2 separate regions of the Homo sapiens genome follow, and region 2 is linked to region 1. Evidence: read pairs that join two places in POLR2A ChIA-PET (ENCODE). Cell type or tissue: PC-9. All regions are shown on one strand. Each heading gives the region's core, and the rest is flanking DNA. Links, peaks and the distances in the headings are about the cores only. Region 1 has its middle 53 kb from the start of CMC2. Region 2 overlaps CMIP (c-Maf inducing protein).

Region 1 (12,437 bases), core at 4,806-9,805:
TAAGCTGACACACTAATCACGTTGGACTCTTCACAATTGTTTCCATTAAGGTTGGTTTCTTTGTGTTCATGGGTTTCCTTAAAGGCTAACTCTTGCTAGTACTGATAGAACCAGCCAACCAAGCAGGTGCAAATGTTTAAGTAAAAATAGAGAAAAACTTAAAATTGAGTAAATTAAGAAACAATTTTCCTGCTGATTAGGAAATGATTGCTGTACGCTTCCATAGCAACCTATGTGGTGCAAGTCTTGCACACAATGGAAAACGCAAACCAAGGTAGCGTTAGCCTCAAGAACAATGCCCGACTCACATTCTGAAAGAGCAACAGCCTCAGAACCAGGGTGATAGAGTTGACATGGATTTAATCGTCTCTCTACTCTACCATTTACATTGTCAGTTACTTTTTCAGGCTGTTCCTCTACTGGAGGAAGGCTGCCATGGGCAAGCAGGGCAACATGCTTCCTCTCATATTCAGCAAGCAGACAGACAGGGAGAGAGCATGGTGGGAACCAACCACAGGCAAGAATGATGGGTCATCCTTCTTTCTAATCAGGCCCTGCATGTCACACATTTTCATTGATGCATTCCACGTATGAATGTACTACAATGTATTTATTCATTCTCCTGTTCATAAACATTTTTGTTGATTTTTTCTTTCATACTACAAAAAAAAGCTGTCGTAGACACTTTTGACTGTGTATCTGTAGGAGTTTCTTTCGGGTATGTAAATAGGAGTGGCATGATTGAGTCATAACTTTTGTTGTTCTCAACAGAGGTTGTACCAACCTCCACAAACCACGTATGAGAGTTCTGCCCCTCTACATCCTTGCCAGTGCATACTGGGTCCAACTTTAAAATTTGTTAATCTTGTACATTTTCTTTCAACCATCTGCCACTCTAAACTAGTCTCTAAACTCCACATGGGTAAGGATTTTATTTCATTCACTCCCAAACCCTAGACAATGCTTAGCACTTGGCAGATTTCACCAGGGAGAACAGTGAAACAATAGATTTTCGAGGGCAGGGCCCCAGCCTCTCTGCTCTTGTCTGTGTCACTCCTTTGTTATGTTGTTAACAATAAGAATGGAGGGAGGGTATACTCTGTTCACTGGGAAAATCTTGCTATTAGCTGAATCGGCACACACACGGATTCTAGAGGACAGGGAAAAGATGTCTTTGCTTTTGCCCTTAAGTTGCCTATCAGTCTTAGTGGCGAGACCTCCTCCCTCTCCTTCATCAGCCACAGTGCTCTGGGTCATTCACCCCTTCCATTCTCCCTCCCAACCAAGGTCTTCCTCAGCCTCTGCCTCGGGGTGGGAGTGGTTCAGGTCCATGTAGTTTACCTTTTGATAGAGCTGGGGTAGGGGTGAGCAGGGAAGGGAGTGAAGGAAGAGATTGTGGAAGGCAGCCTCAGTGGGGAACAGCTAAACACATTAACTTTCTACTGCTGAGATCAGCCACTCTCAGTGCAGGACCCTGATAAATGGATTTGGTTTTCCTTCTCCTTTTTCAAATATCTGCTTCTGCCATCCTTAGTATGGGCCAAATTCCTAGAAATAAAGACAAGTGGGTACCACACCCAAGACAGAATTGGTTGGGGACTCCATCCAAACTTGCCACTTCCCAGCAGTGGTTCTCAACCAGGGGCAGCAGCGCCCCCTGGAGGCACCTGGAAAGGTATGGTGACATCGTTGCGGTCACCCTGCTTGAGAAGTTGGTGGGTCAGGGCCAGGCTCGATGAACAGCCTGCAATAGGCAGGATACACCTGCACAACATGGCACTGTCTAGGCGAAAAGGCTGGCAGTGCACTCACTGCATATGCTGAGGCTTCTGGGAGGCCAGGGGCGTAGCCTGATATATTCACAGTGTTTCCCCGACATAAGCCCAGGCCCAGCAGAGAGAGGGAGCTCAAGGAAAACTCCTTGAGTGAGAGTGCATGAGTGAAGACAGCACTTCATGGCACCAGCTCACAGAACTCAAGGGCATGAGCCCTTTCAAGTGCATGAGCACACTGAAACCCAGGGTGTTAGCTCATCAGTAGTAAAAAGCAGACTAGGAATCTGAAGAAGAAATATCCCCCTGTGAGAAAGTAAATGAAATTTTCTTTAGATGTGGGGAGATTTTCTCTATTCCCGGGAAGCTATCGAGTTCCATCTCATCTCTCATTTAGAAATACGAGGGAGTTTGAAGAGACATAGTCACAGTAAAAAGAAAAAAAAATACATAAGGCTGGGCACGGTGGCTCATGCCTGTAATCTCAGCACTTTGGGAGGCTGAGGCAGGCAGATCACTTGAGGTTAGGAGTTTGAGACCAGCCTGGCCAACGTGGTGAAACTCTGTCTCTACTAAAAATGGGAAAATTAGTCAAGCGTGGTAGCACACGCCTGTAATCCCAGCTACTGAGGGGGCTGAGGCAGCAAAATTGCTTGACCCAGGAGATGGAGGTTGCAGTGAGCCGAGATCACACCACTGTACTCCAGCCTGGGCGACAGAGCAAGACTCCATCTCAAAAAAAAAAAAAAATATATATATATATATATATAATATATAATAAGATATATAATAATATATAAGATATATATATTATATAATATATATTATATAATATATATTATATATATTATATATAAGATATATAATATATAATATATATTATATATAAGATATATAATATATAATATATATTATATATAAGATATATAATATATATTATATATGACATATGATATATATTATATATACACACACATTTTATATATACATATATACATATTTTTAATATATACATATATACCTATTTTTGTATATCTGTATAGATATATGTATCTTTTTACATATATGTATATATATACACACACACTGGAGTGCAGTGAGCCGAGATCAATGCCCAGATGTTGCAAAAAAGTCAAAACCTTAGTATGCAAGTTAATCCCTCTCTATTGATGGTGACCATGACCAAACATAGCAGAGCGGAATTTGCCAGGGGAGTTAGTTACATAGGCTTTCAAAAGAAAGTGAGGGGAGCACCCAAGCCCATCTCATTCGGGAGGGTAGGCAAGTGACTGAGGGCTGGGCTCCAGATCAAGGGCACTGGTTCATACCTCAGTTCTGACAGCTAGTAACTCAGTGGGTTTGGGTAAGTGGCCAAGCTTCTCCAAGCCTCAGTTTCCTTACCTATCAAATGGGGACAATGATACTTACCAAACAAGGCAACATGATTAAAAGAGATGACATAAGTAAAGCACAGTGCTTGGCAGTGAATTGTTATTATTATCATTATTAATTCTTGGAAAAGCCACCCCAGACGAATGACCAGTAATAAAGCTACTGACCACCTCGGGGAACAGAACAGACACTCTGCCATTTAACCCAAGGACATGAGCAGACTGAAAGAATGTCGTATTCTTAAGACACATAAATGAAGTAATTTTATTCTGCCTTTAAGTCATTTTGTTCCCTGGTTGAATAAGACGGTGTTGTGACTCACACTTTAAATTATAATTGTGTTTCTATATCCCTCTAGTTATAAATATTTCATTTTTAGGCTTCTTTAGGAAAAATGAAGGTCTTCCAGCTAACTTTATTCCTCATTCAAACTTTACAAATACATATTCCCCCCACCCTCTCCCCCAACCCCACCAACTCCAGGCCTTTGCAGGTGTTTTGCTTTACCAGGAAGTAGATTTGTGTTTTATTCAAATAACTCTGAATATCGATACTAATGAAAACACTTGGCATCTGTTTTCTGTTGAAATGTGAATGCTTCAGAGCAATATTTACAAAACCCACTTCCCAACCACTGCTCTCAGATTTGATTAAATAACAGTAAAACATGACATTCCAAAGCAGAGTCACAATCTGTTCTTGAGCTGTGTCAGGGCCAAGCCTCTATATTTTCTAATTTGTGAAACATCACTTACCCAGCTGATAGAACAAATGTTCTCTCCTCTCACTCAGATGCAATACAGTTTGCGTTTTCCTAACTGAAGTCCCAAAGTTCCTTCCACACGTTTTAGGAATTGGAGGTAATATGGGGAATAATTCAAATATTGGTAGAGTGTGCAGTGGGGCACATTTGTGAGTTGACCAACCTTTTAGTAAGATGAGCTGCCGTAAACAAATCAAGGTAATTCATGGTAGAAGCAGGGAAGGGAGCAATCTCAAAATTTTTATCAAACTTGGGTCTCCATTCAGAACAGAGAAAATTCTCTCTGGAGATCCTGGCAGACAGGTAGCAACTTCTACACATCCCATGACATAGCCACAGCATTTTATCTAAAGGAAGTCCACTATTAATAAATATTACTAGGTGTAGTTAGCTGAATAATGGCACCCCAAAATATCATGTCCAAATCCCTGGAATTCATACATGCTACCTTATGTGAAAAATGGATCTTAGCAGATGTAATTAAATTAAGGATCTTCTTTTCTTTGAGGTGGGGTTTCACACTGTTGCCCAGGCTGGAGTGCAGTGGCAATTATAGCTCACTGCAGCCTTGAACTCCTGGGATAAAGCGATCCTCCCGCCTCAGCCTCCTGAGTAGCTGGGACTACAGGTACATGCCACCACACCTGGCTGATTTTTGCATTTTTTTTAGAGATGGGGTCTTACTATGTTGCCCAGGCTGGTCTCAAACTCCTAGCTTCAGGCAATCTTCCCACCTCAGCCTCCCAAGTAGCTGGGATTAGAGGAATTGGCTACCGTGCCCAGCCTAAATAAGGATCTTGAGATGAAGAGATAACCTTTAATTATCTAGCAGGGGCCCTAAATGCAATCACAAATGTCCTTATCAGAAAGAGGCAGAGGGAGACTAAACACAGAAGAGGAGAATGTCACATGACCACTGAAGGAGAGATCACAGTGATGCAGCTACAAGCCAAAGAATGCCAGCAGCCACCAGCAGCTGGAAGAGTGAAGGAATGGATTCTTCCCTAGAGCCTCCAGTGGAGGGTGGCTCTGCTAAAACCCTGGTTTCAGCCTAACGAAACTGGTTTCAGACTTCTGGCCTCCAGAATTGAAAGAGAATAAAATTCTGTTGTTTTAAGCCAATCACATTTGTAGTAATCTGTTGCAGATGGATTAAAAGACAAATCACAATGGAGTCAAGGGTTTAGCAATTAAAAAATTAATCCAATTTTACAGATGAAAAAACTAAACAGAGAAGAGGCCAAATGGAATGAAAAATCCATACACACAGCAGGAGACAGAGCAAAGGCCTGGACTCAGGACACTTCTGGGTCTCACAGCCCTTTCTTAGGAAGAGAAGTCAAGCCTTTGGCCAGATTGGGTGCCCTTCTAACCATCTCGGGAAGTTTCTAGCACTGACCAATACTGTCCAACATAATGGCCACTAGCCACATGTGACCTTTAAATTAATTGAGTTAAATTAGAAATTTAGTCCCTCATTTGCACAAACCACATTTTAAGAGCCCAACCCCCATGCATGGCATATGACCACAACATTGCACAGCACAGATCTATAAACATTAACATCATTGTAGGAAGTGCTGCTACTGGACAATGCTGGACCAGACACCTGGAAAACCCAGCAGATTTCTCCCCAGACTTATCAACTCCATGTCTGCTTTCTTCATAATATATACCAACACCTAGTACACTGGTCAGGATGCCTTGGGAATCCAGTAAAGACATATGAAGGCACCAGGGACTGTGTACGGCTTTCCTCATGCCATGAAGGTCACTGCAATATGGGCCAAGGACCATAGCCAGTGAAACTTCCTTGGCTGAGCCCAGGAGCAGCACAGGGAGGCTGAGAACAAGATAGAGGAGACTAACACTCTTCTTAGACCCTCCCTAGACCCAACTCATGCCTCAGGAGAGTCCAAGGAGCTCCCAAAGCCACCTAGCATTCAGAGCACCCATCAGAGGCCACTCCTGGCCTGTTCTGATGGGATGTCCTCGTGGGATCCCAAGAGAAGTCTGATACGCTCTATTACACACTCTCTAGAAAATATCGGTTAATATTTGTATGGCCTTTTATACTCCAAAACCAATACTATGGTCTCCTTTGATGCATATAACTGGTGAAGCACAGATCTCCATTTTACAGATGAGAAAATGGAGGTTTAAAGAGGTGAGGTGAGGTGAGTTACCAAAGGTATATGGGGAAGCCAAGATCCAGTGAAAAATTCCAACTCTAAAATTTACTTTTATATACATTTTTCTCAAGTGTCTATGGAACATTATCCAGGATAGATCACATGTTAGGCCACAAAACAAGTCTTAATCAAGGAACACTGAAATCATATCAAGTATCTTTTCTGATCACAATGAGATGAAACTAAAAGCAGTAACAGGAAAAATCACAGACAATTTACAAGTATATGAAAGCTAAATAATATGTTCCTGCATGACTATTGGGTCCAAGAAAAAATTAAAGAAGAAAATATAAAAATATATTGAGACAAAGGAAAATGGAAACACAACATATCCAAACTTATGAGATGCAGCAAAAGCAGTACTAAGAGAGACTGTATACCAATAAATACCTGTATCAAAAAAAAGGAAAGATCTCAAATAAACAACCTAATGTTATACCTCAAGGCACTAGAAAAAGAAGAACTAAGCTCAAAGTTAGCAAAAAAAAAAAAAAAAAAAAAAAGGAAATAATAAAGACCAGAGCAGAAATAAATTAAATAGAAACTAGAAAAACAATAGAAAAGATCAACAAAACTTAGCTAGACTAAAAAAAAAAAAAGAGAATATGGCTGACTAGACACAGTCAGGTGGAACAGCTGTCACCAAGGGACCAAGACGATGGGCGCACTCCTAACAGACCTTCAAAGGGAAGGCACCAAGAGTGGACAGAGGAAGGCTGGGCTGATGGGGAAGGAAACTGGGAACGCTGCACAGGACTACCGTGCACCAGGACTCATTCCTGGCCCCCAATGACTCTAGGGGAACAGGTTAGTTCACTTGGCCAGGAGCAACCCCATTCTTACCACGGCCCTCTGGAATCCCAGCAAGAGGTGACCCCTAGACCACCACAGACACTGTAGTTGGCAAGGAGAGCTGCTTAGAGAAGTGGCAGGGGCAGCAAGCCAGCTGACATGGAGCCCAGAGCGCTTGGTAAAGGAGCGTGTGTAGCACAGCACAGCCAGGGATGGCCATCCCTGGCTGACTTGCTCCCATTGGAGACTTTAGCCCCAGGGATACTGTCAGACCTGAACTCTACAGGGTAGTCTTCTCCATCAGATGGGACTGGTCTGACCTGAGCACCCCTTGGTCTGCTGGTCTCTCCCAGAAATCCAGCCTGACCGTGCCTGCTTGCAGGGCAGCCTCAGGTGCCCTGGGGCCTGTATCATAGCTTTAGCGCTGGCAAACCATGCCTGACCTGTAGAGAGCTCCAGTGGGAGGGCCCCCACAGCCACACACCAGCCTGACACTCCCTCCCCACATGGCAGCTTCCCCCTGGACCACGGCAACCCCTCACATTGCTTTACTGGTGCATGTGTGTGAACGGTTTTGCTTTTCTTGCCCTGCCAATGTAGATGTATATATGTTCTTTGCCCTGCCACTGCTACACTGCGAGTGCAGTCCACCCGCCCCTTCCCCCTACCAACTGCCATTGCAATTGAAGCCTTAGTGGGCACAGAGACAGCCAGGCCTGTCCTCACCAGCACCCTGCTCTGGATCCAACACTGTCACGGGAGTCAAACTAGGCATGAAGAACAGCAGAACCTCCCCCACTCTGAGCAACCATTCCTGCCTATGGAGAACACACAAAGGCCTGTGCCTGCTAGCACCTGTGCAAACATCACCACCAGCATGACCACAAGCATAGTCACCAGCAGGGACCTCTTGACACCCCCAGCCATGTTGCCTCTGCCACTGTGGTGAACGCCTGCACAGGGGCAGGCATGCTGGTACCCGCTATCACCCTGCCACAGCCAACTAGAGAGCACCCCACTACGCTGCTGCTGCTGCTGCTGCTGCTGTTGGCACGTACAAGCAAGGACAGATCCCCCTGTCACTGTATTATGAAACACTTTGGCTGACACCAACTATCAAAGTGTAGTGACCAGTGGTCTGCGAGCACCTCAGCCCCGCCAGTGCAGTGGATTTCTAACCGTGAAGAGACAGAGAACAAAGTCAAGGCCAATACAAGTTCCCCAGAATTAGAACACACAGTCTAGGAGTTGGGAGCTGAGCCCTAATTCCCTAAAATCTTCTAAAATAAAGCCAGTCTGCTGAATCCACGTTACACCACAAACCCTCAAGGTCATCAGATAGGATAAAAGAGGAAAAAAAAAACCATCAGCAAGTTCAAAGATTGAAGGAACATAAAATGATGAGAAAGAACCAGCACAAGAACCCTGACAACTCAAAAAGCCAGAGTGCCTTCCTTCCTCCAAACAACCACATCACCTCTCCAACAAGGGTTGTGAACCAGGCTGAGATGGCTGAAATGATAGAAATATAATTCAGAATATGGATAGAAACAAAGATCACTGAGATACAGGAGTACATTGAAACTCAATTCAAAGAAGCTAAGAATCACAATAAAACAATGTAGGAGCTGACAGACAAAACAACCAGCTTAGGAAAGAATGTAACTGACCTGACAGAGCTGAAAAACACACTACAATAAATTCATAATACAATCACAAGTATAATAGCAGAATAGACCAAGTGGAAGGAAGAATCTCAGAGCTTGAAGACTAGATTTGTGAAACAAGGCAGTCAGATAAGATTAAAGAAAAAAGAATGAAAAGGAACAAACAAAACCTCCAAGAAATGTGGGATTATATAAAGAGACCAAATCTATAACTCATTGGTGTCCCTGAAAGAGATGGGGAGAGTGTAGGCAACTTGGAAAACATATTTCAGGATATCATCCATGAGAACTTCTCCAATCCAACTAGAGAGGCCAACATTTAAATTCAGGAAATGTAGAAAACCCCAGTAAGATACTTCACAAGAAGATCATCACATAATCATCAGATTCTCCTTGGCCAAAATGAAAGAAAAAATGTTAAGACAGATAGAGAGAAAGGTCAGGTCACCTATGAAGGGAAGCCCATCAGACTAACAGCAGACCTCTCAGCAGAAACCCCACAAGTCAGACGAGATTGGAGGCCAATATTCAACAATCTTAAAGAAAAGAAATTCTAACCCAGAATTTCATATCTGGCCAAACTAAGCATCATAAGCGAAGGAGAAATAAGTTTCTTTTCAGACAAGCAAATGCTGAGGGAATTCATTACCACCAGACCTGCCTTACAAGAGCTCTGAAAGGAAGCACTAAATATGAAAAGGAGAGAACATTACCAGCTACTACAAAAACACACTTAAGTACACAGACCAGTGACACTATAAACCAACCACATAAACAAGTCTGCACAAAAACCAGCTAACATCATGATGACAGGATCAAATCCACACATATCAGCATTAACCTTGAATATAAATGTCTCATTTAAAAGGCACAGAGTGGATAAAGAACAAAGAGCCATTGGTATGCTGTCTTCAGGAGACTTATCTCATAGGCAATGACACGCATAGGCTCAAAATAAAGGGATGAAGAAAAATCTACCCAAGTAACTGGAAAACAGAAAAAAGCAGGGGTTGCAATCTGAATTTCAGACAAAACAGACTTTAAACTAACAAAGATCAAAGAAGACAAGGGCATTACATAATGAAAAGGGTTCAATTCAACAAGAGGACCTAACTATCCAAAATATATATGCACCCAGGACAGGAGCACCCAGATTCATAAAGCAAGTTCTTAGAGACCTTCAAAAAGACTTAGGCTCCTACACAGTAATAGTGGGAGACTTTAACATCCCATTGACAATATTAGACAGATCATCAAGGCATAAAATTAACAAAAATATTCAGGACCTGAACTCAGTACTGGATCAAATGGACCTAACAGACATCTACACAACTCTCCATCCAAAAACAATAGAATATACATTCTTCTCATTGCCATATGGTACATACTTTAAAATCAATTACATAATTTCCCATAAAACACTCTTCAGGAAATGCAAAAGAACTGAAGTCATAACAACCAGTCTCTTGGACCACAGATTTCTAATTTCTAATCAAATTAGAAATCAAGATTAAGAAATTCACCCAAAAACATAAAATTACATGAAAATTTAATAACCTGCTCCTGAATCACTTTTGGATAAATAATGAAACCAAGCCAGAAATCAAGAAGTTCTTTGAAACTAATGAGAACAAAGATACAACATACTAGAATCATTGGGACACAGCCAAGGCAGTGTTAAGAGGGAAATGTATAGCACTAAATGCCCACATCAAAAAGTTAGAAAGATCTCAGTTTAACCAAACATTACAACTAAAAGAACTAGAGAACCAAGAGAAAACCAACCCCAAAGCTGCTAGACAAGAAATAACCAAAATCAGAGCTGAAATGAAGGAGCCTGAGACACAAAAAAGCATTCAAAAGATCAACAAGTCCGAGAGTTAGGGTGGTTTTTTTTTTTGAAAAAAAATAAAATAGACCACTATGAGATTAATAAGGAAGAAAAGAGAGAAGGTCCAAATAAACACAATTAGAAACAACAAAGGAAAATTACCCCTGACTCCACAGAAATACAAAAAACCATCAAAGAATATTATGAACATCTCTATGCATACAAACTAGAAAAATCTAGAAGAAATGGATAAATTCCTGAAAACATACACCCACCCAAGACTGAGCCAGAAAGAAACTGAATCCCTGAACAGACCAATAACAAGCTCTGAAATTGAATCAGTAATAAATAGCCTACCAACCAAAAAAAGCTCAGGACCAGATGGATTCACATCTGAATTCTACCAGATGTACAAAGCAGAGCTAGTACCATTTCTGCTGAAACTATTCTTAAAAATTGAGGAAAAGGGACTCCTCCCTAACTCATTCTATGAGGCCACCATCACCCTGATATCAAAACCTGGCAAAGACATAACAAAAAAAAGAAAACTTCAAGCCAATATCCTTGATGAAGACTGATGCAAAAATCTTCAAGAAAATAGTGGCAAACCAAATTCAGCAGCACATCAAAAAGCTATCTGCCACAATCAAGTATGCTTTACCCCTGGAATGCAAGGTTGGTTCAACATACACAAATCAATAAGTGTGATTCATTGCATAAACAGAACTAAAGACAAAAACCACATGATTACTTCAACAGATGTAGAAAAGGTTTTCAATGAAATTCAACATCCCTTCATGTTAAAAACTCTCAATAAACTAGGTAATGAAGGAACATACCTCAAAACAGTAAGAGCCATCTACAACAAATCCACAGCTGACATCATACTGAACAGGCAAAAGCTGGAAGCATTCCCCTTAAAAACCAGTACAAGACAAGGATGCCCTCTCTTACCACTCCTATTCAACATAGATTGGAAGTCCTGGCCAGAGCAATCAGGCAAGAGAAAGAAAGAAAGGGCATCTAAATAGGAAGAAAGGAAGTCAAATTATCGCTGTTTACAGATGACAAGATTCTGTATCTAGAAAACCCCATAGTCTTGGCCCAAAAGCTCCGTAAGCTGATAAACAACTTCATTAAACTCTCAGGATATAAAATCAATGTACAAAAGGGATGTTGTTGGTGTATGGCATTTCCTATACACCAACAACAGTCAAGTCAAGAGATAAATCAGGAATACAATCCCATTCACAACTGCCACAAAAAGTATAAAATACCTAGGAATACAGCTAACCAGGCAGGTGAAAGATCTCTAAAAGGAGAGCTACAAAACACTGCTCAAAGAAATCAGAGATGACACAAACAAATGGGAAAACATTCCATGCTCATGGCTAGGAATAATCAATATCATTAAAATGGCCATATCACTCAAAGTAATTTATAGATTCAATGCTATTCTTATTCAACTACCAGTGACATTCTTTAGAGAACTAGAAAAAGGTATTTTAAAATTCATATGGAACCAAAAGAGGACCCAAATAGCCAAGGCAATCCTAAGCAAAAAGAACAAAGCTGGAGGCATCATGCTACCTGACTTCAAGCTATACTACAGGGCTACAGTAACCAAAACAGCATGGTTCAAAAATAGACACATAGACCAATGGAAAAGAATAAAGAACACAGAAATAAGCCTGCACAACTACAGCTATCAGACACTGGGGCCTATCAAGGGATGGAGGATGGGAGGAGGGAGAAGATCAGGAAAAATAAGGAATAGGTACTAGGCTTAATACCTGAGTATTGAAATAATCTGTATAACAAACCCCCGTAACACAAATTTACCTATATAAATACATGCACATGTACCCCTGAACTTAAAAAACACAAGAAGAATAAAACATGAGAGAAATGCGGAAACAATGTTCCTCAACACAATAAAAGCCATATATGATAAGCCCACAGCAAACATCATGGTCAAAAGTGAAAAGCTGAAGACTTTTCCTCTAGAATCAAGAACAAGACAAGGAG
Region 2 (12,437 bases), core at 4,141-9,140, 680 kb after region 1:
GAAAATCCCAGCCCAGCTTTGGATCCTTTCTGGCTGCCTGCCCTGGCCACGCTGCCTTCTTCTTGCTGGGCAGGTTTCCCAGCCCCCTAGGGTGGCCACAGCCCCTCGATCACCGCATCCAGGCCCAGGCCTCTGTCCCTCCTCTGTGGAGAAAGGTGGAAAAGAATGTGGGGTGTGTGAGTGTGAGAGTGAGTGTGTGTGCGCGTGAGAATGTGTGTAAGAGTGAATGTGTGAGTGTGTGTGAGAGCGAGAGTGACTGAGTGTGACTGTGTGTTGTGTGGGGTGACTATTTTATGAGTGTGGTGAGGTGACTGGTGTGTCTGTGTGTGGTGTGTGAGGTGACTGTTTTGAGTATGTGTGGTGACTATTTTATGAGTGTGTGTGGCGTGTGGGGTGACTATGAGTGTGTGTGGGGTGTGGGATGACTATCTTATGAGTGTGTGTGTGTATGTGTGGCATGTGGGGTGACTTTTATGAATGTGTGGGGTGACTGAGCATGTGTGTGTGTGGTGTGTGGGGTGACTATGGGTGTGCATGTGTGTGTGGTGTGTGGGTGGCTTATGAGTGTGTGAGTGGTGTGTGGGGTGACGGTGTGCGTGTGTGTGTGGTGTGTGGGTGGCTTATGAGTGTGTGTGTGTGGTGTGTGGGGTGACTATTTGTGTGTATATGTGGCATGTGGGGTCATTTGTATGAGGGTGTGTGGTGTGGGGAGATTATTTTATGACAGTGGGTGTGGGTGTGTGTGTGGTGTGTGGAGTGACAGAGAGAGAGAGAGTGTGTGTGTGTGTGTGTGTGTGTGTGTGGGGTGCATATGGGGTGACTATTTTATGAGTGTGTGTGTGTGTCCTGTGGGGTAACTATTTTATGTGTGTGTGTGTGGCCTGTGGGGTGACTATTTTATGTGTGTGTTTGTGTATGTGTGGTGTGTGGGGGTGACTGAGTGTGTGTGTGGCATATGGGGCGACTATTTTATGAATGTGTGTGTGTGTGGCCTGTAGGGTGACTGTTTTATGAGTATGTGTGCATGGCATGTGAGGTGACTGTTTTATGTGTGTGTTTGTGTATGTGTGGTGTGTGGGGGTGACTGTGAGAGTGTGTGTGTGGTGTGTGTGTGGCATATGGGCCAACTATTTTATGAATGTGTGTGTGTGTGGCCTGTAGGGTGACTATTTTATGAGTGTGTGTGTGTGGCATGTGGGATGACTGTTTTATGTGTGTGTGAGTGTGTGTGTGGCCTGTGGGGATACTATGAGTATGCTGGTTTGGAGTGTGTTTCTTTGGGCCTCAGTTTTCTCCTCTGTGGAATGGGGATGATCATGGCGTCTCGTCACTGGGCCGTGTGAGGATCGAAGGCTGTGTTGTTTGTGCAGCAGGCAGAAGGGATCCTGGTAGGAGCCCACGCGTGGGAGCCTCTCATGCGCCATCATCAGTGTCTCCAAGTGGGTCCGACATGGTGGGAGCAGCTGGCTCGGCCTGTCTCCCTGGCAGCCCCTTCCAGCCTCCACAGGTGGTCCCGGCTGACTCATGGCCTGGGAGGGCTAGGGTGGGTGGGAAGCCCGCCCTCGAGACTGTCTCTGCCCGGCTCTGGCCACGGAGTGTCCCCTGTGTCCAGCACTATGTGCCCCTGTGCTCCTGAGTCCGGAAACAGTTCTGTGGGGTCCACATCCCTCCCCCATCTCATAGCAGAGGGGACTGAGCGTCCAAGTGGATAAAGGATGAGGATAAAGGACCGTGCCAAAGCCAGATGCCTCCCAGCGAGGGTCACAATCTCGCTTCCACCTCATGAGTGGCTGCGGCGCCTCGGGAATGAGTCTGTTCCATGTTCTGTGTTGGGAGCTGGCGCTGGGGGACCACAACCCTCAAAGTCCCCAGCACCAAGGCAAAGTGCCTGGGGCTCAGAGAGGGGAAGCCCACCTGACGGGAAGCTGAGGGCAGGGCCTGGGTCATGTCCCCACTGGCTGCACCCTCAGGAGGGCGGGATCCATCACCCTCATCCCCATGCAGGGGAAAGGCCCAGGGGACCAGGTCAGAATGACACAGAGCCCTTGAGCTGATGCCTCCCCTGACCCCTCACTGAGGGCCATGCTAGAAGGGGGGATCCCTACAAAAGGGGAAATCCTGAGGCTCTGGACCGGGCCTCCAGTAGGGGCTGTCACCCCTGGCTCTGACCTTGCTCCCGGAGCCCACCTCCCCTGGGTCGCCTCCTGGTCATGGGAGCCTCCCTGGGGAAGAGCCACTCCTAGTGTCCTAGAGATGTGGCCCCAGGCGCTTTCTCCACCAGGCTGCAAATCCCTTCCCAAGCTCACATCCCCCAAGTCGTCATCCAGCCCAAGCCGAGCCCCCAGTTGCACCCCAAGGCCTTAGCACAAGGCTGCAGCTGGTCCTCGAGCCATGATGGACACTTAACTCCTGTCCCATGCATGTGCCAGTGCCTCACTTACTCACCTTGGTGAATCCTTACAGCCCTGAGGAGGTGCCTGTTCCTCCTCTTCTCCCTTTTTACTGATGTGGAAACTGAGGCTGAGGTTAAATCACTCACTCAAGGTCACACAGCTGTTCAATGGCTTAGATGGGATTTGAACAGAAGTCTGAGTGAGTCCAGAACCTGGGACTTCAGCCACCGGGAGTGTGGCTCCCAACTGTACATGCATGCATGTACACAGACACACGCTACCCAGACACTTCTCACACCTGATGTGCACTTGGGAGCAGTGCCCCGGCTCCCACCTGTTCTCGTGGCACATCTGGGTAGAGCCTGGGTGTTGCTGGTGCCTGAGGCTTGCGTGAGAGCTTTCCACTTTTCCCTAAGTCTCCCATCACCACTAGGGTTATGTGAATTGGCTGCGCGTGATGGCTCATACCTGTAATCCCAGCACTTTCGGAGGCCGAGGCGGGAGGATCACTTGAGGTCAGGAGTTCGAGACCAGCCTGGCCAACATGGGGAAACCCTGTCTCTACTAAAAATACAAAAATTAGCTGGGCGTGGTGGCTCAGGCCTATAGTCCCAGCTACTCAGGAGGCTGAAGCATGAGAATCGCTTGAACCCGGGAGGCGGAGGTTGCAGTGAGCCGAGATGGTGCCACTATACTCCAGCCTGGGTGACAGAGTGAAACTGTGCTTAAAAAAAAAAAAAAAAAAAAAAAAAAAAAAAAGATAATGTGAATTGACGTCTGACTAGGCAGGCCCCTGTTTCTCACGCAGAAGGGCTGATTGCCTCATCCTGTCTTGCACGTCATCAGCACAGCCGCTGTCAGACCACCTCTCCCAGGCCCGGTGTCACACTCAGGACTGACCCGCTTCCACATCTTCCCCAAACACACTGGTCGCTGTGTCCCCTGACTTTAAACTTGAGGTTTGGAAGCCCAGATCTGGCCTTGCACCTGACTCCCTCACTCTATACAGTGACCCTCCGAGGTGGCTCCTGGCTGGGCCTGTCCCCTCTAGCCCAGCTCATCCCTTGGTCTTGAGGGAAGACGTTGCCCTTGAACCCCACCCCACCTCCGTTTGCCCGTCTAACCCCGTCTTGGCCACCTTCCTCCCTCTCTGTCTCCTTTTCGACCTTTTTACGATCACTTCAAGGTCAGCACCCCCAGCTCCTGCCAGTTATGACCTTGCAGTTCTCCTCCGAGGCTGCGTCCATCTTCACGCAGCCATTTTAGCAGCTGTGGCCAGGCACATGGACAGTCCTGTGAGCCTCGCCAAGGCATGGCAGCTCAGACATCCCAGTGCCGTGCCACAGCGCCCAAGGGAGGCTTCCTAATGGCTGCAGAATCGTCCGTGAAGAGGCTGGGGCCATTTACCAAAGGCCTCTGCTGTGGTTGCCCTTCGGGTCGTTCCCAGCTTTCCTCAGTTATAGATAACGCAGCCATGACCGTCGTGTATCTCAGCTTTCGCTTTATTTGAGTTACTTGTTTAGGGCAGATTTCTAGAAGTGGTTACTGGGCCAGAGAGGAGGGGTATTTTTAGGTGGCTCTCACCACCTATTACCTATTTGCTCCCAAAATAATACTTTCTGCAGCGCTTCAGGGCCAGACTGCCCAGGTTCCAACCCTGATCCACTTCCTGCTGGCTGTGTGACCCTGGACCAGTTGCTTTCGTCTCTGGGCCTCTTGAGTCAAATGAAACCAAGCTCACCAGTTTCTTACGGGGATTAAATGGGTTCACAGCTGTTCAGTATTTAGAATAGCACCTGCCATGTGGTACCCACTCAGAACATTCATTCTTCTTCTCTGATCTACAAGGACACAGAGGAAAACAGGCTCTTGGTGTCGGAGGATGCTAGGAGACGGGGCTGCAGAAGACGGAGGCACATGTGTGGCACGCAGGCCACCGACTCATGAGCCCAGGGCGGGCATCACCCATCAGCCACCGCATGCTTTGCCCTGAGGCAGAGCTCTTCTCAACATAGCCCCTGCCTGGCCACCCAGTTGACAGAGGCAGTGACAGTGTCCCCCGTCCTGCTTGAGTGACCGCCCAGGCCTATGGGGCGAGTGCTCCTGGAGGCCGGGTCAGTGCCACTGGCTCTGGCTGTGCCTCCGTGGGGTTTTCTCACAGAAGCTTCTGTGGAACTTCCAGGCAGGCACCGTGGGTCCATTCTTGGAGGGTCCTACCCTCCGAGAAGGAAGGCAGAATGGTGGGGAGGCAAGGATGGGCGGGAGTCGGCCTTGATCCCCTTCCAGGCCCAGCCACCTGCCTGCTTCATCCAGGTTGAAAAGGCAGGAATTCTATCCAGATTAATTTCTGGCACTCAGTCAAAGAGGGCTTTGTGACCTCTTAAGAGGGGATCAAAGGGATTCAGTGGAGAACTGTGAAAGGAGGGGCTTTCCCCAGAGGCAGGGGGCCCAGCCCACTCCAAGACTGCAGGAGGGGCCCTCAGTGGGAGGTGCAGCTGGTGAGTCCAGCCTGGCAGCCTCTTTGTGCACGTGTTCAATCCAAATGGGAAACCTTTTGGGGCCAGGCTGCCAGTCCCCCGCGAGGGCCACAGTCTCCAGCATCTCCCAGCCACAGCCCAAGCCCCACAGTGGGTCATCAGGGACCCCATAACTAGTAACCAGGGCTGCTTCAGGGATTGAAACTAACAAGTGGCAGAGGGCCGGGAGCATTGGGAAAGAGAGCTCATGTCTCGCAGGCTTTCGTTACAGTAGAGGGAGAGAAAAACAATTACTAGGCACCTACTAGGGTCGGGAGCTCTGCTGGGGACTTCTCAAAATTTGGTTAGGCCTGTCTTGAAGCAGGAGCTGAGGAAGCAGAGAGGCACGTCCAGGATCACACAGCTAGAGACAGGCAGGGCTGTGAATTGAACCCAGGGGACAGGAGGAGGATGGGCCTTTTGGCCTCTTCCGTTGGAGCCCACAGAGCTGCCACTTTGCCCAGCTGGAGCTATCTTTGGAAGAGACACAGGACGTTTTCGAAATAAACTTCTCATTGAAGGATAAAATACATCTAGAAAAGGGTACAAATCAAAAAGAGTTACCATTCACCTGGGCCCCTCCTCCCCACCATGGGCAGCCACTGCTATCCTGACTTCTAGCAGCACAGGTGAGCTTTGCATATACTTGAACTTTATCTAAATGGACTCAGACACCCTGAACTCTTTTGAGACTGGCTTCTTATGATTTGTCTGTGTTGTGTGTAGCAGCAGTTTGTCTATTCACTTTGCTGGGTGGTGTTCTGTTGTCTGGTTAGACTCTGTTAACTTGTTCATTCTGTGGATAGGTCTTTCCAGTTTGGGGCTGTTACGAATAGACCATTGTAAACACTCTAGTGTACATCTTTTGGTGAATGTGTGTCCACAGTCCTGTTGCGTATATGCCTGGGAGCTGAATTATCATTCGTTGATGCTGCCCTGCAGTTTTGCAAAGTGGTTGCACCAGTGTATACTTGCACCAGCAGTGTGCAAGAGCCCTAAGACACAGAGCATTTAAAAACTGGCACTTACGAAGCTTTTTAAAATACCGAAAAGGACAAAGAGAACTAAGAAAATTCCCACTATCCCTAAATCTCTCTTAACTTCTTTTAAATTGTAAAAAAATCAAGCTATTACCTACATGTGACAAAATGTGCATGCCCTAACTGTTGAGTGTGAGGGAGTTCTGACTGCTGTACTCACCTGAGTAACCACCACCTGGATCTCCGTCACCCAGAAGATCTCCTCGCGCCCCTTTCCAGCCAGTTCCTTGTCCTGCCAGATATCCCCTGCGAACATTTAACAAAAATAAAATGCACGTACATAGGTGGTAGTCCTAAAAAGTATAGAAAGGTATAAAATGAAAAGTTGGCCTCTACTCCTTCAAGTCCATTTTCCCCTAGGCAGTCACTGTTAGCAGCTGCACGGGGCTTCTCAGAAAGTGCTTATGAATATTCCTTTGTAAACACCACGCAGACTTTATCATCCACGCGGTTCCGTTCCATGCTCCTTAATATATGTCGCAGCAGTGTCTGCAGTAGCACACAAATCCACACCATTTTCTTTTCTAGTTTCATAGTCTTCCCTTCAGGCAGAGTTTAAGGTGGATGGAACTTTAGATCCTTTAGGAAAATGCTGTCATCCACATAGGGAGACTGAGTTTCTGACAGGAAGGAGAGGTTTATTGAGCATCTACTATCCACAGGCCAGAGGCAGTACAAGGCGGTTTGCTGCCCAGGCCTCGCAGCCCCCCAACACGGAAGCCTGTAAGCACACTCCAGGGACCAGGGTGGAGTGAGCTGCCCCTGGCTACAGAGCTGGGAGGTGGAGGTCCTAGGTTTGCACCATGTGCCTGGGTCACCGAGCCTTCCCTTGCACTCCCCTGTCCCTGGCCAGGGCTTCCTCAACTCTACATAAGGGCCAGCCTTGGGCTTTGGGACATTCAAGACACCCCCACCCCCACCTTCTGGGTAAAGGTCTTTCCTGAGCCTCAGAAATGACGCATTACAGTGGCTTCCCAAACTGCGAAGGAAGAAGTGGCGTTTGTGGGTTGTCATCGTTTCTTTGGGCAAGGAAGGGGGGACCCGAGCGTTCGTGTGTCATCCAGCGCAGGCTTTGATGAGGCTGATGAGTCATGGAGCCATACAAGGAAGTTTTTCATGTAAACGGTTTGTGGGTGAACTTGTTTTTTGCCCTTTAAGGCAGAATTTTGTTTTTCTTTTTCTCGCCCTTTAAAGACAAGTTTTTAAAACGTAAATGAGAGGCAGCGTCTTGATGAGCAAGATCTTTTGTTCTGCAGGCGTCTGCAGTGTGTCTCTTTCACAGCCAGTGGTGGGCAGTGGAGGCCCCTGAGCTGGGTTGCTGATCTGCACTTGGGGCACACCTTGGCCAGGTGTCCAGCCTGGAAGAGGGAGGTGGCCTGCCATTCTTTTGTTGGCCTCCAGGGCTCCCACCTGCTGGCCTGTTGGCTCGGAGATGAGGCCAAACAGAGACTTTAAAAAGAGCAGTGCTTGTCCCCACAGAGGAATTAGGCCCTTGCTTCACCGAGGGATCATCAGAAAATACCCAGCGGGACAGCCGGCTAACTCTGGAAGGGAAGGTGTTTGGGAGAGAGGATAATTGACCGGGAGATGATGCAGAACGACTAGGGCCCTGAGGGCTGTTGCCCACATTCTGCTCGCCGGAGCACCCTGGTGCACTTTCAGAACCAACAGACTGTTTTGCAGAAAGCCTTGAGAGGGACAGAGACCCCCTTTCAGAGAAACTGAGGCCACTCCTAATGGAGCTTGCTGGCACGTGGCAGCAGAAGGCCAGGGTGGTTTGTTTCCAGCGGGGGCTGGCACATGCTTGGACCATTCCCTTTGGAAAACTGGGCTGAACCTGACCTCTGTCCAGGAGTACAAGGACCTTAGAAAGCACACCCCAGAGGTCGGGGCCAGCCTGACACCGGCTGGAGGCAGGAACAGACTCAGGCAGACCATTCATCATGTCTGTTGACTTTTGAGACTTTTGTTAAAGTCTGCAACCAATCTTCCATCCAAGAGGGTCCTTATCATCCCAGGCCTCCTGGCACTGCAGACCCAGGGATTTTGAACCGGTAGCTCAGTGGTTTTCAGAGTGAAGTCCCAAGACTAGCAGTATCTGCATCACCTGGGAACTCTCTAGAAATGCCAGTCTTCAGTTTCACAAACTCTGAGGTGGCAGGATGAGAGCAGCAAACTATTTTAACATACCCTCCGGGTGACTGTGATGCACCCCAGCGTTTGAGAACCACTGCAGTAGTGTGAAGAAAGGGGAAAGAACAATAAACATCTATTGAGTGCCTACTGTTTTCCATCTACTTTATTTTCATTATTTTCTTTAGGCTGCACAGTGTCCCTGGGTTTTATATCTCCATTGTATGAACACGAGTCTGACTCTCAGATTAACCTTCTCATGCATCCAAGCTGGAATTCAAACCCAGAGTCTGCTGCCTCCTTCTGTAACCATTTCACCTTCTTACTGGGTTTCTCATAGCCTGAGATCAAGCATGGATGACTAAACGTGTCCATAGCTTTCGGGTTACTCTGCCAGAATCCCCTCTGTTTGTGCAGGTCACTTAGAATTCACTGTGGTGAACACCATTGAACTCACTCCTAGGACGCTGAGCTTCTCTGGGTGAGTAGAGTCTGCCGCACGAGTGTCTGAGGAGCCGCCTCCCCAGGGAGGGCAGGAGTGCGCCTTCTCCTATATTCAAGCATGACAGCATTACCTGGCTTGAAACTCACATTAGAGACTTACTGAACATTAATTTATTAAAGAACAGGATCCTTCTCCAGGATTCTCATAAGTTAAAGCCCTTTGTAGTAGGCGCCGGTGACTCCCACCCAGAGGATGCAGCTGGGAAGGATGGAGGCTTCCAAACAAAGCCATGAACAGATCAGATGTCCTTTGAAGTGCTGCAAGCACTAGATAAAGTTCTTAGTGAAATAAACAACAGAGGCCCCTGTTGAGATGCTACCGTCTTGAGGCCTGGCAAGGGAAATCCTTATTTGGGATAGAGAGAGTTCCCTTTATCAGGCCCAAAGGAAACAGAGCCTGTGGTGTCCCTCACTGTATTTCGGAAGGGCTAGGAAACTCGCCTGGGGCTGCCCGCCTCCCACACCACAGAGGAAGAGCAGGCTCTGGTACAGTATTTGCATTTTTTTATTTATTTGGTGGGTTGCAATTAAGCAGCGTTGTTTCCTGAAATGCCCTGAAAATGCCACCTTATATTAATGATTAATAAGAGGTGTTCCCCACCCCCACCCCGTAGTCTTTAATGTTGAGTGCAAATTGCTTTTTCGCTCTGGGTGGCCTTGGTCAAGAGGGGAGGGCCAATTACTGAGGTTCAGAAGGCCAAGCTGGTGGCCCTGTCAGAAAGACCCTCAGGAGGGTTGGCACACAGGACAGAGTCAGGGGGAAGGATTTGGTCGGCTTCATTTTAATTTTTTAAAGGTATATCCTACCTCTGCTTAATGACCCTTGAAGTGGCTTAGAAAAGCACACAGACTGGGAAAATCGATACGAATTGATCTGGAGTGACACCCACCAGGTGTTAGGAGGGAAAAGCCAGATGCAGACATAAGTATTATGCAGTGCCATTTGTGTAAAATGAAATGAGGACCCCACAAAACCTGTCTGTATCGTGTTGGTGCAAAAGTAATTGCAGTTTTTGCCGTTGAAAGTCTGCTGCCAGACAAATATATATTTGTATTTGATTATCCGTGACCATGGAGAAAGAGATGAAATGATAGACGTCAAGCGTCTGCAAACGATCTGGCCCAGCACCTGTTTTTATAAATAAGGAGTTTTCAGGGTGGCGGGGACAGCTCTGCCCATTTGGGGGAGGGGGGGACAGCTCTGCCCATTCCTGCTGTGGCATTAAGCTGGTGACAACAGAGGTGGCATGACCCACAAAGCCTGGACTATTATTATTTGGCTCTTAGGAAAATGGTTTGTGGACCCCGATATATAACATAGTCTCAAATTTTCGGGGTTTACATGGTGAGCATGGAGTTAGCATGGATTCAGGGGGTGGCGGGAGGGAGGGCCGTGGTAAGGTTAAAAAGAAGAAAGCCAGCATGTATGATGCAGCTGAAACTTAGGTGCAGTTTTAAATTGGGCTGGTTGTGTGTTTGTGTGTGTGAGTGTGTGTGTAACTGGGTTGTGGGTGTGTGTGTGCACCATGATACAGGTGTGCGGGCCATGAGCCTTCCATGCTGGAGTTCTTGTCCTCTGTATGAATTTTTCAAAGAACATGCACTTGAAAAATCGGATTATCCATCTACTAGACCACTGAAAAGTCAAAAGTAGTAAGATCTCAGATGCCTTCCAGTTCTCTTTAAGAATATGGGATTCTGGCCCGGTGTGGTGGCTCGTGCCTGTAATCCCAGCACTTTGGGAGGCTGAGGCAGGTGGCTCACCTGAGGTCAGGAGTTCAAGACCAGCCTGGTCAATGTGGTGAAGCCCCATCTCTACTAATAATACAAATTAGCTAGGCGTGGTGGCAGGCGCCCGTAATCCCAGCTACTAGGGAGGCTGAGGCATGAGAATCGCTTGAACCCAGGGGGCAGAGGTTGCAGTGAGCCAAGATTGCGCCACTGCATTCCAGCCTGGGTTACAGAGTGAAACTTCGTCTCAAAAAAAAAAAAAAAAAAAAAGTATGGCATTCTGACTAATTTAAGAATCCTGGGGAAAGATACAATATCACCGTCATGATTCCAATTTCTGAAATCTTTGGAGAGTTTTTTCCTTTATTTCTCTTTAATTAAATGCACAATGCATGAACGGCTTCCTGCAATAATTTGAAACATTGCAGATAAAGCTGAGCCCTACCCGTTGGTCCTCCCCCGAGCCACTTCCGTCTCCAAAGAAGACAGCTGTCACCAGCCGGACTTGGTCCCCACCCCCCACCCCCTGAAGCCCCGTGAATTAGATCATATATATGTGTATGTCAACATAGATTATGCATGTATTTGCTACTGTACTTAACAGCATGTTGTGCAGGTGGAATCCACGGCAGATCTTGTAACCCTCCTTCCTTCTTTTTAACTGCTGTTTGCTGTTGCACTGTGGGGGCCACAGTGTAAGCACTTCTCTATTGATGGACATTTAGGGGGTTTCTGGTCACCTTTTTTATTTTTTTTGAGACAGAGTTTCGCTCTTGTTGCCCATGCTGGAGTGCAGTGGCACAATCTTGGCTCACTGCAACCTCTGCCTCCTGGGTTCAAGCATTTCTCCTGCCCCAGCCTCCCAAGTAGCTGGGATTACAGGTGCGTGCCACCATGCCCAGCTAATTTTTTTGTATTTTTAGTAGAGACGGGGTTTCATCATGTTGGCCAGGCTGGTCTTGAACTGCTGACCTCAGGTGATACACCTGCCTCGGCCACCTGAAGTGCTGGGATTACAGGTGTGAGCCACGGTGCCCAGCTGGTCACCTTTATTTTTTCTAAGACATTAACTGTCTTTAGTCAGTGTCCTACTGAACTCAATAGGTGTCATTTATCAAGCCTGAAATGTGACATTTAATTCTCCCAATAGCTCCAGGATGCAAATGCTACTATTATCCCCATTTTACAGATGAGGAAACTAAGGTTCAGAGAGGTGATGTAGTTTGCCTAAGGCTGCACAGCTCATAAGAAGCGGAAAAGAAATTCAAGTGTAGATCTGCCCGACTCTCCGTTTGTGATGATGCACACATCTGCGAGCAAAAACATGGCTTGCTTGAGCCTCTGAGCTCCCAGGAGTGTGCAGGCTGGTGGGGGAGGCAGCTGGCCCATAGGTCGTAGAGTGAGCAAAGAGTGATGAGGGTAGTAAGTTGGCATGCTGAGCATGGGGCTGGGACCTGCCAGCCTCCCTGGCGCAACAGAAATTCATTTCTCATGGTTCTAGAGGCCAGGAAGTCCACCATCAAGGTAGATTGGTGAGGGCTCGCTCCCTGCGTCACAGAGGGTGCCTTCTCGCTGTGTCTCACATGGGAAGGGGTGAGGGAGCTCCCCCAAGCCTCTTTTCTAAGGGCACTGATCCCATTGGTGAGGGCTCCACCCTCATGAACTAATCACCCCCACGAGGCCCCACCTCCTAACACCCCCCCCACTGGGGATTAGGTTTCAATAATGAATTTTTTGAAGATACAAACATTCAGAGCTTAGCACTTGGCTTGTGGCCCCCTCACTCCGGTGTCTGCCTCCATGGTCACATGGCCTGCGCCTCCTCTGTCTCTCCTTTGTATACTTCCTGGGGATACTCGTCACTGGATTCAGGACCCACCAGATAATCCAGCGTGATCTCCCCATCTCAAGATCCCAAACGTGGGATGTTGCATTCACAGATGGCAGGGGTTGATGTGGACATACCTTCTTTGGGGCCACCAGTCACCTCATGACCCAGGCAGGAGTTTGCCTCTCTTAGTGAATGTGTCTCCGGGCACAGCCCTCCCCCCAGAGCATCTTGACACAGGAATGAGCAGAAGAAAATCCCACAGCTCTTGGCCCACCCCCACCTGCACGGG

Evidence for each region. ChIA-PET counts read pairs that join two places held together with the same protein. Peaks named below come from ENCODE experiments on the same cell type or tissue, not always from the same donor. Only the 100,000 strongest peaks of a DNase experiment are listed, where the experiment ranks them.
Region 2: POLR2A ChIA-PET joins it to region 1 with 6 read pairs; 2 of 35 experiments call an interaction of 5 or more read pairs at or near these places.

The regions. Positions count from the first base shown.
Region 1 is chr16:80,947,398-80,959,834 of GRCh38, forward strand. No RefSeq gene overlaps it. Among named protein-coding and RNA genes, the nearest start is that of CMC2, 53 kb to the right of the region's middle. RefSeq lists an enhancer at 1,555-1,604. In PC-9, for the core only: no CTCF peak of the experiment used is centred there; no DNase peak of the experiment used is centred there.
Region 2 is chr16:81,626,015-81,638,451 of GRCh38, forward strand. All of the region lies in intron 3 of CMIP (c-Maf inducing protein), which reads left to right. It overlaps LOC105371362 (a long non-coding RNA gene), which reads right to left. Exons shown (of 4, transcript XR_007065138.1): 2 at 6,110-6,195; 3 at 5,176-5,442; 4 at 3,875-4,234. Among named protein-coding and RNA genes, the nearest start is that of MIR6504, 21 kb to the left of the region's middle. RefSeq lists enhancers at 1-187, 1,369-1,990, 7,207-8,046, 8,047-8,887. In PC-9, for the core only: CTCF peaks have their summits at 7,350 (motif pointing left) and 7,549; a DNase peak (open chromatin) is centred at 6,977; H3K4me3 peaks cover 735 bases; H3K27ac peaks cover 3,960 bases.